5 separate regions of the Homo sapiens genome follow, and regions 1, 2, 3 and 4 are each linked to region 5. Evidence: chromatin contacts called from ENCODE Hi-C or POLR2A ChIA-PET data. All regions are on one chromosome and are shown on one strand. The core of a region is the stretch at or near the end of the contact, and the rest is flanking DNA. Distances in the headings are between cores, read along the strand shown. Region 1 holds the start of SLC35E4 (solute carrier family 35 member E4). Region 2 holds the start of DUSP18 (dual specificity phosphatase 18). Region 3 holds the start of DEPDC5 (DEP domain containing 5, GATOR1 subcomplex subunit). Region 4 holds the start of CASTOR1 (cytosolic arginine sensor for mTORC1 subunit 1). Region 5 holds the start of LIMK2 (LIM domain kinase 2).

Region 1 (3,153 bases), core at 117-2,616, 580 kb after region 5:
CATACCCCTCACAGGGCCATCCAGGCCATGCACCCACCCGGACCCCCACCTTCTCAATTGGCCACCCAGGCACTTACTTTGCTGAACCGACTTGAGTCCGCGGAGGCAGGTGGCTGCGAGCAGGAAGCCACAGCCGGTAGGGGGTGTCCGGAACTCTCCAGCCAGGCTGCAGGCGGCCCCCAGGCAGAGCGGACCCATGGCGGCCAACTGAAGTGGGTGGTGGCGGCGGCCCAGCAGCAGCGCCGACAGGGCCAGGGTGAACAGAGGTGTGGTGGTAGTAACCAGTTGTGCCAGGTCCAGGGGCACAGCCCTTAGGCCCACGTTGCCGCAGGCCATGGACGTGCCAAAGGTGAGACTGAGCAGTAGGACTCGGCAGCGAGTGCCGCCTGGCATGGGGCGCCGTGCCCCCCGGTGGCATGCCAGGGCTGCCACCAGCATGTGCAGGGCCGACAGCAGCAGGGGCCGCCCAAAGCCGTGCACTGTGAAGATCCACTTGTTGAGGCTTGACATGCTGGCTCCCGCCAGCAGCCACACCAGTGCTGCCATGGCCACTCGGGCCCGGCCAGGCTGCCGGAGGGCCTGAGGGCTGCCAGGGGGCCACTCGGGGGGCCCAGCCGCCTGAGCACCACCAGCTGCTGCTCCTACTTCGGCTGAGGTCATCCTGCCATCATGGTGCTCCGGCGGGCAGCGGCACATCCGCACCAGTGAGGCTAGGGCAGGAGGCGGGCTCCCCAGTGACGACCTCTGGGCCACCAGAGAGTTCCGCTTGGGGCCAGGCTAGATCCTGGTTCCTCCGACCCCGTGTCCCGTTTCAGACAGGTGAGGACACTGCTTACTTGTGCCAGGCCTGTGCCAGCGATGTCTAGAAGCTAAGCTGTGTTTCCAGCTCAGACAGGGCAGAGCCAAGGTCGCGGCTGCTAGGATGCCAGGGTCTCCGATGCTCAAGCGTGGGCTCCAGGCACCTCTGCCCCGTGCCAGGTGGTCTCCACTTTCCTCCTCGCCTAGTGCCCACGTTATGCTTTTAGATGAAATCCTCGTTCCTTTTTTCTCTTCAGTCCCCAGGTCATTAGGGTGCGCGCAGATCCAGACCCTGGGAACTCCTGCGTGCTCTGGCCGTGACCAGGCCTGGCAGGGGGGCGATCTGGGCTCCGCGCCTGGCGGTGCCCGGCCCGGGGGGTCGCGGGCTCGCTGCCTCCCACAGCGCCCGGGCAGTGAGCTGACACCACGGCCCGTCCTCCGGCCGGTGCCTGGCGGCGAGCTAGGCGCGGATCCAGCAGGGCCTGCGCTCCAACTCCTGCTCTCTGAGGCTTTGGCTGCGGCTCTGGCTGCGGCTGTGACTCCGGCTGCGGCTCCTGCTGCGACTCACGCCCGGCTCCAGCTCAGGCCCGGCACGGCGGGCGCGGCGGTGCGCTCTTGACTCCGCCTCCGCCTCTGCCTCCCCCGCCGCCGCCCGCTCCCTACACGGAAAATTGGGCTGAGCACCCCAGCCAAGCCCCGCCCCAGGCCAAGCCCCGCCCCCGGACCGGGAGGGCGGTCTTGCCCCGCCCCAACGCCTCCCGCTCACAGCCCCTCCCCCATCGGCCTGGCATTTCCCCCATCAGCCCTCCTCCGCCCGGGGCCTGCGCATCTGCCCAGTAGACCCCCCCACGAGCTGGCGTGGTCAGCCTCTCTTCGCCGCCAGGGGGGACCAAGTCGCTCCCCACCCAGCGCCAAGGCGAGCCCTCCATGGAGATGAACGCGCATTGCTGGAGACACTGGGGTATCCCGCACAGCCGCCCAGGCTATCTTCAAGAAGCAGGGTAGTGAGGAGGGGCCCACAGCCCCCATCCTAGGACCAGTCTTACGCCCACCTGATCTCTGGCCACAATTATCTCGTGGGACCTCAGCATCCAGCAGAGCTGGATTACGGGGTCCCTTAAGGCACCTCCATCGCCCCTCCGTAGCCCCAGCATCCTCCCCAGCCTCCCAGTCCAGGGCGGCGCCCCCTGGGGACCCTCAGAGGGAAGCTGAATCACCAGGCAGGGATACCCACAGCTGCGGAAGTAGGTACCGCCGGCCGGCATCCTTCCCCGGCCAGCAGCCTCTGTCCGGTCCCCTGAGCACTCGAAGCTGACTCATAGCAGAACTTCCTGGGGTCCACCCTGTGCCCCAGCCCCGGCAAGACAGAGCCCTGGGCTGGGAGGCAGAGCGGTTGCCACTGAGCCCTTGTTCCTGTCTGGGTCTCGGTTTTCCCACCAGAACGACAGACGCTCTCTGAGGTCAGGATTGGGTAAACGGCGCGCCCCAGGGCAGAAGAGGTCCATCCAGATTCCAGGCTAGGCCAGGCCCTGGCCCCTCTGAGCTCTGAAGTCCGGGAGCACGAGGACCAAGGCCCAGCCATGTGCCCAGTATCAGATGTGAGCCTCTTTCCTGTTGTCGGTCTTCCTACTAGGCTCCTGCCCAAGAGGACCCAGCTCACCCCTTGCCTGTTGTCTAACCAGCAAATCCTTGATGACAGCAACCTGTCTTGAGACACAAGATCTCAAAGGGGTACCGCTGAACCCAGCCCGCTGCGCCCTCTGGTGGCCAGGCGCTGAATATAGCCCTCAATCCCCATCCCAATCACAGGACGCGGGTTTAAAATCCCCAGCCTCAAAGGAGGCCTGCTGAATCAGAGGCTCTCTGTCACGGGTGGGCCTGGGAATTTACATGGTCACATTTGCCTCTGTAAGTCCGACGCCCGCTGGAGCCTGCAGATCTCTGCTGAATAGCCTAAGCTACAGCGCAGGGGGTGCAGATAGGGAAATTTCCAGGCCAAGGACCAAAAAATGGTGGCATTTAGTGTTTCTCCAGAAAGGGTTGTGGAAAGGAAACTAAGCCAGCCAAAGCGGATGGCCCCTCTCCCGCACCCCCTTGCCATTTCCTGAGGAAGAGAAATCTGGGACCCCTAAGGGTTATAATTATCTTTGATATTTTGTCAGGTTTTTTTGTTTGTTTGTTTTCCAAGACCGAGTTTCGCTCTTGTTGCCCAGGCTGGAGTGCAATGGCACGATCTCAGCTCACTGCAACCTCTGCCTCCCAGGTTCAGGTGGTTCTCCTACCTCAGCCTCCCGAGTAGCTGGGATTACAGGCGTGCGCCACCAAACCCGGCTAATTTTTGTATTTTTAGTAGAG
Region 2 (3,183 bases), core at 409-2,908, 540 kb after region 5:
TCAGCTCACTGCAACCTCCACATCCCAGGCTCAAGTGATCCTCCCACCTCAGCCTCCTGAGTAACTGGGACCACAGGTGAGCCACCAAGCCCGGCTAATTTTTTGTATTTTTGGTAGAGATGGGGTTTCACCCTGTTGCCCAGGCTGGTCTCGAACTCCTGAGCTCAGGTGATCCAACTGCCTCAGCGTTTCAAAGTGAAGTGGTGGGAATACAAGCGTGAGCCACCATGCCTGTCCTCATTTTTCTATAAGTGTACACTACTTTTATAATTGGGTCAAAAAAGACAACTGTAGAAGGATAAAAAATATTGAAGGACTAGTTTTTCTAATGCATTTTCAGCCTATTTGGAACTGGAGTGTTGTGAATGTTTTCATATTTACAAACTAGTATGAACAATCCAACTTCTCAATCTCTCATTTACATTTTTCTGACCTCTATGCATAGCCTAGGTGTGAGGTGATGGAAAAAGCTGGTTTAGAGATCAAGATGCTCAAACACAAAAGTCCCCCAAATCCTGAGAGTTTTTTGTTTTTTTAAAAAAATCCTTAAAACATTTAAAGACGCATAAAACTCTTCACCCACTCAGTGGTGCAAAAAATTTACCAATACTAGAAGGGGAGGAGGCTGGCAACGACTGGAAATATTCCCTTTCAAGTAATAAATAATGGTTATTTTGAACCAAATTGCTTTCCACCTCAAGTCCTCCATGGATGGGAGCCTGGAGGATGCAGTGATGGGGGTTATGGAATGGAAAGGAGCGTGGGTAATTGGGTTTGTGAGGATTGGGGCCAGGCAGAGGGAACTGGGGGCTTTTCCAGGACCACTGGGGAACACAGAGGCTGAGAAGGGGAGTGTGGGATGGGTTCGAGCTGGGGAGGACCTCGGCCTCGCCAGGCTCTAAGGAGAGTCACAGCTCACCACCTAGGGCGCTGGGACCACACGATGTCATGCCTGGGAGACTGAAGGGCTAGGACAGATTCTGAGAAAATGTGGACTGGAGATGGGGATTCCAGGTTCTCCCGGGAGTCCAGGCGAGGGAGTTCCGGCTTCAGGGAGTCCCAAGAGCTAGACTGGGAAGGGGCTGGTGCCCAGGACTATGAGAAATCCAGACTCCCCTGGGGTGTGAAAAAGGGCCGAGGTCCGGCTGAGGGAGAGCGAGTCTGAAAGAGTTCGGGCTCCCTTGCGGGTCCGAGAGTCTAACGAAGGCTCTGGGCACCCAGGCCGCACCTGAAGAGCACCAACGACTGCTCGGTCCGCGGCGCGGGAAGGAGATGTGCGGCTGAACCCCTACGCCGATTACTTAGCGGCGGCCCTATCGAGAGGGTGGTTCGAGCCCGAGGTGGCGCCGGTCCCGTAAATCGTGGAGGATCTCAGGTCCCCTGTGACCAAGGGCGTAGTCAGCTGTGTCATGGCGGCTTCCCTGTTCGAGAAACAGTTGGAAACTGGAGGCCGGTTGGGAGTCATGGTCGTTGGGCGCACGGAGGCCGGTTGGAAGCCATGGTCGTTGGGCGCCAGGAGGCCGGTTGAGAGCCGTGCTCGTTGGACGCGCGCAGACCTGGAGTTAGTCCCTGGGCGGAACCTGGAGCCCCGCGCGGCGCGTTGCCTGGGAGACGCATAAGGGGGCGGGGCCGGGGAGGGAGTGTCGCACATGCGCACAGAGCCCGGGCGGCTACGGAAGCGGTGAGACTGTCTCTCGGCTGCAGCCCTGGTGCGACCCGGCCCGTTGCCGTAGAGATGGGCAGGGCTGGATGGAGTGGGGTGCGGTGAGCTGAGCTGACCCTGCTTCGCCACGGGGACTGCAGTGACCCCGGCTTGCCGGCAGGGCGGGTAACAGGTTGAGCCAGGGTGGGGCTGCTCAGGGGCGTGGAGCCGAGGCCAGGATTTCTCTGAAGACCCGGCACAGGCTATTCCTTTCTGCGACGAGCCCATTGCTATGGAAACCAAAGCGTTAGGCCAGCGGGGATTGAGGCTGCGGGATCATGACGGGTCTCTCTCCCGAAGAACCTTGCCTAAGGCTTCCCCAAGCGGCTACTTCCTGAGCGAACCCGCCCACCCGCCTGAAGGAGAGAGGTAAAACCCTGGGGGTCCTGACACTAAGCAGGCGAAGAAGCCTATTCCAATGCCAGCTCCCCTAGGAAACCTACCCGGCCCACCCCTAGAAGTGATGCTTCGCTCTCGTTAACTCTTGGACTTTGTTCCATGTTTATAACTTAGTATTTCACGAACGCCCCGCGGTGTTTGTTCATTTTTCCCACACATAATGGACCATAAAGGTCGGCTTCTTTGCTTTATGACTCGTTCTGAACAAGTCCTTTTCCGCGCTGTGTCTCACTTTCCTCTTTTGTAAAATGGAAATATTAACTCTAGACGCCGGTCTGATTAGGTTGCTTTGAAGATCGAACCAGATGAGGGAAGCCAAATACTTCATAGGCTGTAAAGTGGTGAAGCTGAACTGCTACCGAGTTGCTATTTTTTTCTCCTCCTCCCTCTCAAGCTAAACGTTCTTTAGATCTTTTGTGATTTCTTCAGGTGGTCTTTGCGACTCCCTAGGCTCCGACCTGGAAGAAATCTTTTTTACACTTCCCTTTCACAGAGCCCTGCATTTTAACTTCCCTATCAGAAGCGAGAAAAATAGTTATCATTTTGAGAGGGCTTACTCTATGCCAAGCCCTGAGAAAACTCTTTACGTGGATTATCTCGTTTAATTTCACAACATCCTTTTAAGGTAGGTACTGTTATCCTATTTTCAAGCTCTGTCTGCCTGTAATTGCCTGTTTACTATCTGTTTCTCCCACTAGTCTTTGAGCTCCCTGAGAAAAGGGGCCATGCCTGTCTTGTACATTTCAGTATCTCCAACACCTAATACAGTGCCTGATAGAGATTGCTTTTTTTTTTTTTTTTTTTTTTTTTGAGATGGAGTCTCACGCTGTCTCCCAGGCTGGAGTGCAGTGGCACGATCTTGGCTCACTGCAGCCTCCGCCTCCCGGGTTCAAGCAATTCTCCCGTCTCAGCCTCCTGAGTAGCTGGGACTACAGGCCCATGCCACCACGCCTGGCTAATTTTTGTATTTTTAGTAGAGACGGGGGTTTCACCATGTTGGTCAGGCTGGTCTTGAACTCCTGACCTCAGGTGATCTGCCCGCCTCGGCCTTCCAAAGTGCTGGGATTATAGGCTTAAGCCAC
Region 3 (2,803 bases), core at 254-2,753, 540 kb before region 5:
CAACTTTCAGATAAGGTACACTAGGAGCTTGCCCAAGGTCACCAGGAAAATTAGAAGCAGAGTAGATACTCAGACTATAGCTCAGTGCAGAATAACATGCTGTATCCTGCTCCTTCTTCCCATGCCTACAAGCCAGGCAAAGGTTCATGCTTTGATCATACCTGCTCTATGCACATCTATGCCACTTCTCTCTCACTCAATGTAAAAACTGATAAACGATTTTAGTTTCTCTTATCTGCCAAACCAGTGCAGGCTGGAATTTTATGGAACATACACGGAAGATTTGTAATTAATAATGCAATTCAACAAATGAAGGGTAGTAAACCGGCAGCATTCACAATGTTCCTTAAAAGTCTGAATGCAAATGCATTAGAAGGGTCCTGCCATCCTCCTATTGTTACTGTATGACAGTTGCTGCTTTAGTCTGTTTAGTCGCCTGTTTAGCCTCAATTGTCACACGAGTCAGTGTGTAATTTCTAGGTATTGCACACACCAGAACCTCAGCCAACTTACAAAACCTCTAAAGACCAATCGATACTGACCACTGCCCCCAAAGCCCTTCTTGTGGATGACGAGTTTGTAGACCTTTGTTGTTCTCATCTTGCACTGTTTTTCCCTTTAGCTGTTCCAAGCTTGGGGCAGAGAAGTCATCTTGCCTCCCTGCCACAGAAATACAAACGAAAAGGTTGGAATGTCAGATTTTTCCTTGCAACCACTCTTTGATTTTAGGCCAGTGAAGATACTGGTGTTCCTCTGCTGTGAAGTGGTGCCAAGTGACTCTCGGAAGAAGTCACTCCTCCAGTTACAAGGAGCGATGGAGAACAAATAGAACCACAGAATCCAGGAACTAAGGGGAATTCGGGCCAGGGGCTAGTCAAACCTAGGAGAAGATATTCTATCACACCCCCATAGGGGAAGCATTGCGCTGAATGGGTGCTCATCACCTTGTCTCCATCTACACCAATAACACCCAAATAGTAAAGAGATCTTAAAAGAGGTTAGCCCACTCATTTTGTAGATGATGAAAGTGTGACTCCGGGCAAGGGACTTGCTCAAGGTCACTCGAGACTTAAGAGACACTCCCACCATTCTCGTTTTGCTGCCAATGTCCTGAGCAAGGCAACCACAAAGAGGAGGAAGGCAGAAGTTCCTTCCCCAAACCTCGGTCTGTGCGAACTCTCAGCAGACCTTCCCTGACTCCGTTTCACAGCTGAGGCCGTTGAGGCTCAGAGAGGGAGAGAGACTTGTCCAAGGTCACACAGCGGAATGGGGATGGAGCCTGGAACTCGAACCTGGGCCAAGGTCCCCTATCTCAAGCCCCCCCAATCCCCAGTCCGGGGCGGGCAGCTCCACTCACCGAAGCTCTAGAGCCCCTTCCCGCCTCTGGCCGGGGCACTGAGGGCTGGACCCTCTCCAGGTTCCCTGCGCCTCCTCCAGATACCCCGCCTACGCCCGCGCGGCCCGCGCTGTTCCGCCCCTAAGCCTGAAGCGCCTACTAGGCCCGCCCCGACCGTGTAGCGCTCACCTGAGAACCCGCGCCGCTCCGGTGGCTCCGCCCCGGGGCCCCGCCTCCTTCCCGCCCTCGCGCCCCCGCGCCGCTCTCGCCGGGCCTCCGTCTCGTCTCGGTGGCCGCACCACTTCCTCATCCGGGGCTCGAGCCGGGGGCGGGGCGTCGTGTGCGGCCTCTTCCTTGGGCCACCTCCTGGCGTTTCCTGCCCTCGAGCACTAGAGCCTCCCGCCCCACGGAGGAAATCCATTTCCTCCTAGTCTATCCGAAGTAGATCCATGGCCACAGAGCTTCGTTTCCGACTCAGTGATCTCCCCACAGGGGAAACGAGATCCGTCAGAGCTCCGTTTTCTGTTATATGAACGAGGTTAATGACTCATGTGGCCTCATTGGGCAGCTAAGAGGCGCCAACGAGAGTTTCTGGGAGGACTTCTGTAAAATGCAAGGGGCTGAGCACGCGAGAGTTAGGGTGATGGCCTCTGCTGGGAAGTGTCCACTTACGGGGGGCTTTTCAAACCCTTGCAAACTCTAAACGACGTTCTGCGCCCCTCAGGTTATTAATAAGAATGGCTGCCGTGGCTTCATAGTCCTTATGTAATCATTGCATCCCTATTACCTGATGGATGCAGGAGGCAGATACTATCCTATTTCACAAACCAGGAAACAGCCTGAGGACACAAAACCCTTCAGAAGGAAGCAAGGACGAATCCTGACCCGTTCCCAGAACGGGGCCTTTAACCAACATCCTTTGGTCATACCCAGGGCACTGCCTAAACTCGCGTCTGTCAGGATATCTTTCTCTCCAAGCAGAAAACCAGAGAGCTGGGTGGGCTGGGTCAGGCTCTGGCCAAGGACTCCTGACAATTGCCAGCTCCGCCTGCTGCCACTGATACCCCCGCCCCCTAGTCCAGTCCACCGTTTCTGACCTGAGCGGCAGCAACTCGATAGGGACTCCCTGCTTCCCCTCTTGAAGCCAGAGAGACCTTATAACTAGAATCGGTGTCTTGGGTCACGCCTCTCCTCTGCTGCTTCTAATCACACTGACTGCTAAATCTAAACGACACAGCACTTGTCTTAAATTTCTTTATATCTTTAATACTAACAGTGCCCATTTCTTACGGATTTGGAAAACTTAAAAATGTTGAAAGAAAAAACATGTTACACTGTAGTGAAAGATTCTGCAGTGGACCAAGGGGACCCTGGGACAGGACAAGCAACGTTCTTAAGCATGGATGCCTTTATGTTGGGACTCAGGAGAAGTTAGGTAAATAATGCAAGTGTTAAGTAATTGCAATT
Region 4 (3,072 bases), core at 59-2,558, 920 kb after region 5:
CAGGGAGGAGGCTTAGCTTGGCTTCCATCTGCCTATGGTGGGGGCTCCAGAGCAGGCAGAGGGCCTGCTTAGGCCTGCTGGGTCCCAATCAGGCCTGAGGCCTGCTTTAGTCTACTTGGTTCAAAGCCTCACATCTGAGGCCTCAGGGTGCTCAGGCCAGGCAAGGGTCCCCTGGAGCATTCTCAGCCCTGCATGGAGCCAACATGGACATGCTGATGCCTGCTTAGCCTTGGGGGGGTCTTAGACCTGTGAAGGCCTGATAAGATCTGGGGTGTCTGCCAGTGCCGGGGGCCTCCTTGAACCTGAAGCAAGTTTAGATGTGCACAGGCTAGCTAAGGGCTGCAGGCTTTGGGGCTCAAGTTTCAGGCTTGAGGTCTGAGTACTCACTGAACCTCAGCTGCAAGGGCCTCCCCCACCAAAGTCTGAGCACTGGGCATTACTGGCTCAAGCACTTCCGGGTTTTGTTGGTATCGAGGGACCTCAAGCCTTAGGCCTTGGCCACCTGCAGCCCCCTAACCCAAAGTATGTCGCTCAGGCAGAGGTGGCTAGGATTCTACCTCTGTGTGCCCCTGGTGAGGAGCCTTCTATTTTGAAAGTTGGATGAAAGGAACAAGTGGGGCTACCAGGCCAGGTTTCAATTTGTCAGCCCCCTCGCAAGCGGGGAAGGGTAGGTATCAATCGCAATCCTGTGTTGGCGGCCCTGCCCCCTGCAGCCATGAGAGGCAGGAGAGCGAAAGGCGCCCGGGGGACAGCGCTGCACAGCAGACCTGTGCCTCTCATTGCTCCGGGGATTTGGGGGCAGCGTTCTGGTCCTAGCCGAGCTCCAGTTTGTTTCGTGTCCCTTCTGTCTCAAGGACTTCAATCATGAAACCCACGTGTGTGCCAGAAGGACAGAAACGTCCCCTCCGGGATGCTCCCACCGGCTGCGCAGCTGGCTTTCCGCGGAAAGGGCGGAGCCCAGGGAGGGGGCGCGTCAGGGGCGGGGCCTGGAGGAGTCAGACGGGGTGGGGTCTATCCCCGAGCCAGTACTAAAAAAGGCGGAGCCGTTCGGGGCGGTCTCGGTGGGCTGGCTGGAAAGCGGGATGAGGTTCTGGCGTTAGGAGGAGGCGTGACCACCCAATAGGCTTCTCTTCCCGCGGGGCGTGGCCGTCAAGGAGCCGGACGCCGCGCCTGGCTGGGCGGGTCAGCCTCGCAGCGGGCGGCGTGGACGCGGCAGCGCAGCGGCTCCTTTAAGGCTCGGGCACCACCCCCGCCGCCCCGCCTCCCGTGCGGCCTGGGTCTAGTTGGCGGCGGGGTCGGGTCCGCGCGAGCCGCGATGGAGCTGCACATCCTAGAACACCGGGTGCGGGTGCTGAGCGTCGCCCGTCCCGGTCTCTGGCTCTACACCCACCCGCTCATCAAGCTGCTCTTCCTGCCCCGCCGCAGCCGGTGCGCGCCCGGGTTCGGGAGCGCAGATAGGGGCTGGGGGCTCTGCTCTCGCTCCGGGCCAGGGTCGGAGGATTAGGATCGCCGTAAGGCAGGCAGGCAGGCGGGCGGGAGCGGGTGGGGAGGACTCTCCCCGTCCGGCCGCCATCCGGCCTGGGGGACCGCCGCCTATCCGGCCCCGTGAGGCCCCCTCCCAGGGGCAAAGCGCAAACAGCCTGGGATGGGCAATGCTTAACTCAGTAGTGTCAAATGGGGGCATTCCTACCTGGTCACTGCGGGGAGCTCCTTCCAGGACGCCTCCCTTCATGTCAGAGGGGCTGGACTAGGGGGTCCAAGGTCCGACGCCCCTGGGGCTGTCGCCGCGGGTGTGAACCTCTCCTCCCTCCAGGAGTGGAGGGGTGGAGGGTTCCTGGAGAGGTCGGGAGGCCGGAAAGTAGCCCCCAACCCCCGAGATGGGGCTAACATCCCATTGGCCTGGAAATTAAAGGCCGAGAGGGCAAGAAGGCGCCCGGCCCAGGGTCGCGGGGGTGTCTCGGGGCAGATGGAGAGAAATCCACTCCCGACCCCTAGTTCTCCACACCAAGCTGAAGATGCTCCCCACCCCCAACCAGGTGCAAGTTCTTCAGCCTGACGGAGACCCCTGAGGATTACACGCTTATGGTGGACGAGGAGGGCTTTAAAGGTGGGGGTTGGTCTGGGGAACGGGAGTACGGGAGGGGCTTGTCGTGCTCCCCTTCTGTAGGGTTCTCACCAGTTGCTGGGATCCGTCCCAAGAGCTTAAGCCTTAAAAGCAGATGGGTCGGGGTTCGAATCCTACTCCACCACTCCCTGGCTGTGTGCCCTTGAGCAAATCACTTTCCCTCTCTGAGCTGTTTTCTCTTATGTAAAATGGGTATAGTTATGGTTCTGATACATAGGGTCCCATGAGGCCTTTATAAACTTAAAACCGCTGAGGGGCACTCAGCAGTCTTAGGCCTGCAGAAGGGCCTCTGTTATGATTCCAGTCAAGTGCTGCTGTTAGAAATCCCTGGGTATTATTTCCTCCTGGTCTTACTCTCTGGTTTGGGTCACCTCCTCCCCTGCTGGTCTGGAAACTCCAGGAGTCTGAGGGAAGGAATGCAGGAGCAGGCAGCCATCTCAGGGGAGGGTCCTGGAGGCCTCCTGGCTGTGCTGGGGTGAATAGCAGCCACCCAGGCCCTGGCCCCAGCTCAGGACTGGACGCCAGCCTGGGCCCTCCCTGGGGCCTGGAGCTGACGCCTAGCTCCTCCTCCTGCTGCTGGCCCTGCCCATCCTCACAGGCTTGGAGTCTCAGGCCAGCTAGCTGGAGCTTAGCCTGTCCCCATGCTCCACTGCAGGCCTTAGTTTCCCTGTTTTTACTTCAGAAGTCTGGGTCTGCAAAAGGGGAAGGCAATCCCCCAGCCAACCTGATCTGCGAATGCCCCCTGGTGGTGCCATGTGGTACAAAGCTTCTGCTAACCCACAGAAGACACCGTAGTGAGGTAGATATTGTCGTCCCATTTTACAGATGAGGAAACTGAGACTCAAATCACCCACCCCAGGTCATAAGACAAATTAACAAAGCTGGGATTTGAACCCAGGTCTGTCTGAATCTGGACCTCTGATCTTAAGTGGGAAGTTTCAATGCCA
Region 5 (3,240 bases), core at 734-3,233:
AACAAATATTCTTTGAATGAAAGAAAGAATGCATAAACTAATGCATCTAGAGGCTTTATGCCTCTAGACTATTGTACTGTGAAACCTTTCACAATTTTCTAAGAAACAGGGTTCAAGACAGGCAACCTATATTACACAGCTGTTAGAAAAAGTTACTGGAAATCGGCCGGGTGCGGTGGCTCACGCCTGTAATCCCAGCACTTTGGGAGGCCGAAGCGGGCGGATCACAAGGTCAGGAGTTCAAGACCAGCCTGGCCAATATGGTGAAACCCCATCTCTACTAAATATACCAAAAAAATTAGCCGGGCGTGGTGGCGGGCCCCTGTTGTCCCAGCTACTCGGGAGGCTGAGGTAGGAGAATCGCTTGAACCCGGGAGGCAGAGGTTGCAATGAGCCAAGATTGTGCCACTGCACCCCAGCCTGGGCGACAGAGCAAGACTCCATCTAAGAAAAAAAAAAAAAAGTTACTGGAAATCATTCGAGTTGAAGGACTCTGTAAGCTTAAAAAAAATCTTTTTTAAGAGACAAGGTTTTGTTTTTAAGAGATGAAGTCTCGCTATATTGCCCAAGCTGGTCTCAAACTCCTGGACTCAAGCGATCCTCCTGCCCTGCCCTCCCAAAGTGCTGGGATTACAGGCATGAGCCACCACGCCCAGCCTAAAAAAATTTGTTTTAGGCATTTCCACCCCTAGCTCTCTCCAGAAGTCTGTTATCACCAGTGAAGAGAAAATCCCATGCTCCCTTGCTGAGGAAGTGACCCACTGGTAGCCCAGTCCTTGCATTCAAGATGAAGGAAGTGACTGTCCACAGACGGAAAGCCAGGAAGCAGGGGGCAGATAGCCAGCCCCCCTCCACCTCAATACCCTCTTGCCGCCTCTCCAAAGCTTCTGGACGCTGACCCTGGTGGACCCAGAGGTGGGCCACCCACACAGGTGGCTGGGAAACATAGGAGACAGAAGGTTCCTACTGCTGGGGGAAAAGATGGGGAAGGCAGGAAGCTGCAGGGTGGTGTGTGAGGTGGCGGGGAGGTGACTGCAGGTGCAACTAACCCAACTCTGAAGCTACCCTTCACCCTTAGACAACTCTTCCTTCCAGGAGGTGTTTGGCCGAATCCCTCTAGTCTTTAGTCTAGAGAGGCCAAGGGAGCTTCCACAGGAGGACTCAGAACCCCAGGTGGCCTACTTTCGCCACCTGTAGCAGAGATCTTTGGGCCCCAAAAAGAATGGTCCGATCTCTCCTTACCCTTAGTCCTGTCCTAAACCTCAAGGGGCTCCATACTCCCTTATTTTCTGCAAAGAGCTCCCAGCCCCGGGGGACTCCCAGACACCAAGATGCCCGCGAGAAGCCTTGGGTCTTGGCAGGGAAGTCACATCCTCCATTTCCCTCAGAAAACCCAGAACCCGGGGTAACTCTCCTAATTGTCCTGAACCCTAGAGGATCCTGTACTCCTCAAATTCCACAGAGCTTCCACTATAAGAGAACCCCATGCTTTTCAACTTCCTTAAAAAGGGTTAATTTGGGGGTCTGCGGCCGCCAGGTCCCTCCAAAAAGCTGGATTCCTGGCAGACCCAGAATCTCTTCCTCCCCGGGACCTCAACTCGCGGGAAGCCTCCCAACCCGCCTGCCCCTCGGAGCCCTCTGTCTCCAGGATGCCCTGCCTCCCCATTCCCGGAGTCCCACCCTCCAAATGCCTGGGGAGCGCTGTGCCCACCCCGCCTCCCAGCTTTTCTGAGGAGCTCGGACCCACGAGGACCCAACCAGCCCGAAACCCCCGAGAGACAGCCGGTTTCCCTCAGGCGCCATGGAACCGGACTTCGGAGATAACAGCGGGACAGGGCGGAGCAGCCCTTCCTTACCCGCCAGCGCGGACATGGTCCCGGGAGCGCGGAAATGGGGAGGAGGAGGCGGGGGACACAGCAGCTCCCCTCAGTTCCCTACAACTCCCCTCAGCTCCTGCCGCCGCCGCCTCAGGCGCGGGAAGACCACAGCCCCAGGCGCGAACGGGATGCACCGCCTACGGCGCCCTGGGAGGACCAAACCACACCTGGCACAGGGGACTGCCCGCCGACGCCCCGCCCCGCCGCTCTCAGGCCTCGCTCCCGAGACGCGGCCCCGCCCCCTGGCTCTGGCTCGGGCTCTGCAGCGGCCCTGGCGCCCCCTAGTGCGAGCGGCGTCCCCTCGAGGTGCTCCCGCCGGTAAGGTTGATTCTGCGGGGGCCGGAAGTCTCAACACGGATGACAGTCCGCACCCATCTAGTCGCCCTCATTTACAGATAGGGAAAGTTAAGGATCAGAGGCTAAGTTCGACTACATTGAAATGGCTTCGCTCATTAGGAGGAGAGCCGGGATGGGAGCCCAGGCCTGCTAACTGCCAGTTCAGAGCTCTTTCCAGTAGTGTTTGGAATCAGGAATATTACAATGGAGGAGCCAGGTCTATCCCACAAACAGCTTTGAGGATGGACTTTTCTTAGAAGCTTCTAGCTCAGAGAAACCACTTCTCTGCGCCACTATGAGTAAGCTGACAGTAAATAATCTCTAAGTCAAAGACAGTTGGAGGCGACCAACCAGCATTCCAGGAGCAGATCCTCAGCCAGGCCAATTAGGTTTAGCGCAGGACGCTGGAGCTTGTGCGCCGCATTGGAAGACGAGCACTCCCCTGCAGGAACATGGGCCTACCATTCCCAGGTCTTCCAACCTTTCAAAACATGCCAAAAATCCAGATATTTAGGTGAAATTTGCCACTTTTAAAAAATGTTGATAGCATCAAAAAGTTCTTAAAATGCCATGTAGACCAAATGAAACACACCTGGCCACTAGATTTGCCCTGTGGGCTGCCAGTTTACAATCTTCTATGAGGAGGAGGGATTACAGGACTAAGAGTTAGGACAGCTGACTGGGTTATGGCAGCTGCTAGCTGGCTGAGTAGCTTTGAGAACCACTTCCGCTCATTAGGTTTGGAAGGAGATTGGGGTCCTCTGTGTGATTAAGATATTAATACATCATCAGCCAGGCCAGCTGGTCCCTGATGACCCACCCTCCCATCAGATTCTCTCACGCTGGGTCTTTCACAATTGTCATTTCCTTACATCAGATTTAGATCACAGGAAACATGTCCAAATGACCAGAAAGAGGATGGAGCCCAGGGAAATGGATTCTGTCCCCTCCACCCCCACCCCTGACCAAAGACAAAGTTCAACCCAGCTGCCTCTGGTCCCAGCAGTTGGGTAAGCAAAGGCAAAGG

What was found. A loop is a pair of places that touch in the nucleus more often than their neighbours do. ChIA-PET counts read pairs that join two places held with the same protein, here RNA polymerase II (POLR2A). Pooled maps may share reads with other maps.
Region 1: a loop to region 5 is called in a map of CD8-positive, alpha-beta T cell, with 16 times the contacts of the local background. The contact joins the promoter of SLC35E4 here to the promoter of LIMK2 in region 5. A Hi-C loop is called at or near these places in 3 of 168 maps with a recorded cell type or tissue (CD4-positive, alpha-beta memory T cell and CD8-positive, alpha-beta T cell), 3 of 37 single-sample maps with no recorded cell type and 10 of 50 pooled maps. POLR2A ChIA-PET finds 5 or more read pairs at or near these places in 2 of 52 experiments (activated B cell and common myeloid progenitor, CD34-positive).
Region 2: a loop to region 5 is called in a pooled map, with 6 times the contacts of the local background. The contact joins the promoter of DUSP18 here to the promoter of LIMK2 in region 5. A Hi-C loop is called at or near these places in 5 of 50 pooled maps.
Region 3: a loop to region 5 is called in a map of CD8-positive, alpha-beta T cell, with 5 times the contacts of the local background. The contact joins the promoter of DEPDC5 here to the promoter of LIMK2 in region 5. A Hi-C loop is called at or near these places in 2 of 168 maps with a recorded cell type or tissue (CD8-positive, alpha-beta T cell and heart right ventricle) and 10 of 50 pooled maps.
Region 4: a pooled map shows a loop between it and region 5 (4-fold over the local background). The contact joins the promoter of CASTOR1 here to the promoter of LIMK2 in region 5. A Hi-C loop is called at or near these places in 1 of 50 pooled maps. POLR2A ChIA-PET finds 5 or more read pairs at or near these places in 2 of 52 experiments (Caco-2 and activated T-cell).

What each region holds. Positions count from the first base shown.
Region 1 is chr22:30,633,994-30,637,146 of GRCh38, reverse strand. SLC35E4 (solute carrier family 35 member E4) reads right to left here and starts at 1,366. Exons shown (of 2, transcript NM_001001479.4): 1 at 78-1,366. The coding sequence starts at 696. RefSeq lists a silencer at 1,159-1,608 and an enhancer at 1,940-2,644.
Region 2 is chr22:30,666,350-30,669,532 of GRCh38, reverse strand. DUSP18 (dual specificity phosphatase 18) reads left to right here and starts at 1,658. Exons shown (of 2, transcript NM_152511.5): 1 at 1,658-2,071. It also overlaps a transcript of SLC35E4 not described here. RefSeq lists an enhancer at 1,171-1,560.
Region 3 is chr22:31,752,719-31,755,521 of GRCh38, reverse strand. It overlaps DEPDC5 (DEP domain containing 5, GATOR1 subcomplex subunit), which reads right to left and starts at 1,503. Exons shown (of 43, transcript NM_001242896.3): 1 at 1,358-1,503; 2 at 543-660. The coding sequence starts at 600. RefSeq lists a silencer at 1,429-1,738.
Region 4 is chr22:30,287,741-30,290,812 of GRCh38, reverse strand. It overlaps CASTOR1 (cytosolic arginine sensor for mTORC1 subunit 1), which reads left to right and starts at 1,308. Exons shown (of 9, transcript NM_001037666.3): 1 at 1,308-1,428; 2 at 2,037-2,107. The coding sequence starts at 1,316. RefSeq lists an enhancer at 1-50 and silencers at 931-1,370, 1,571-1,650.
Region 5 is chr22:31,211,041-31,214,280 of GRCh38, reverse strand. It overlaps LIMK2 (LIM domain kinase 2), which reads right to left and starts at 1,983. Exons shown (of 16, transcript NM_005569.4): 1 at 1,857-1,983. The coding sequence starts at 1,872. RefSeq lists enhancers at 375-1,300, 2,263-2,442 and a silencer at 1,883-2,282.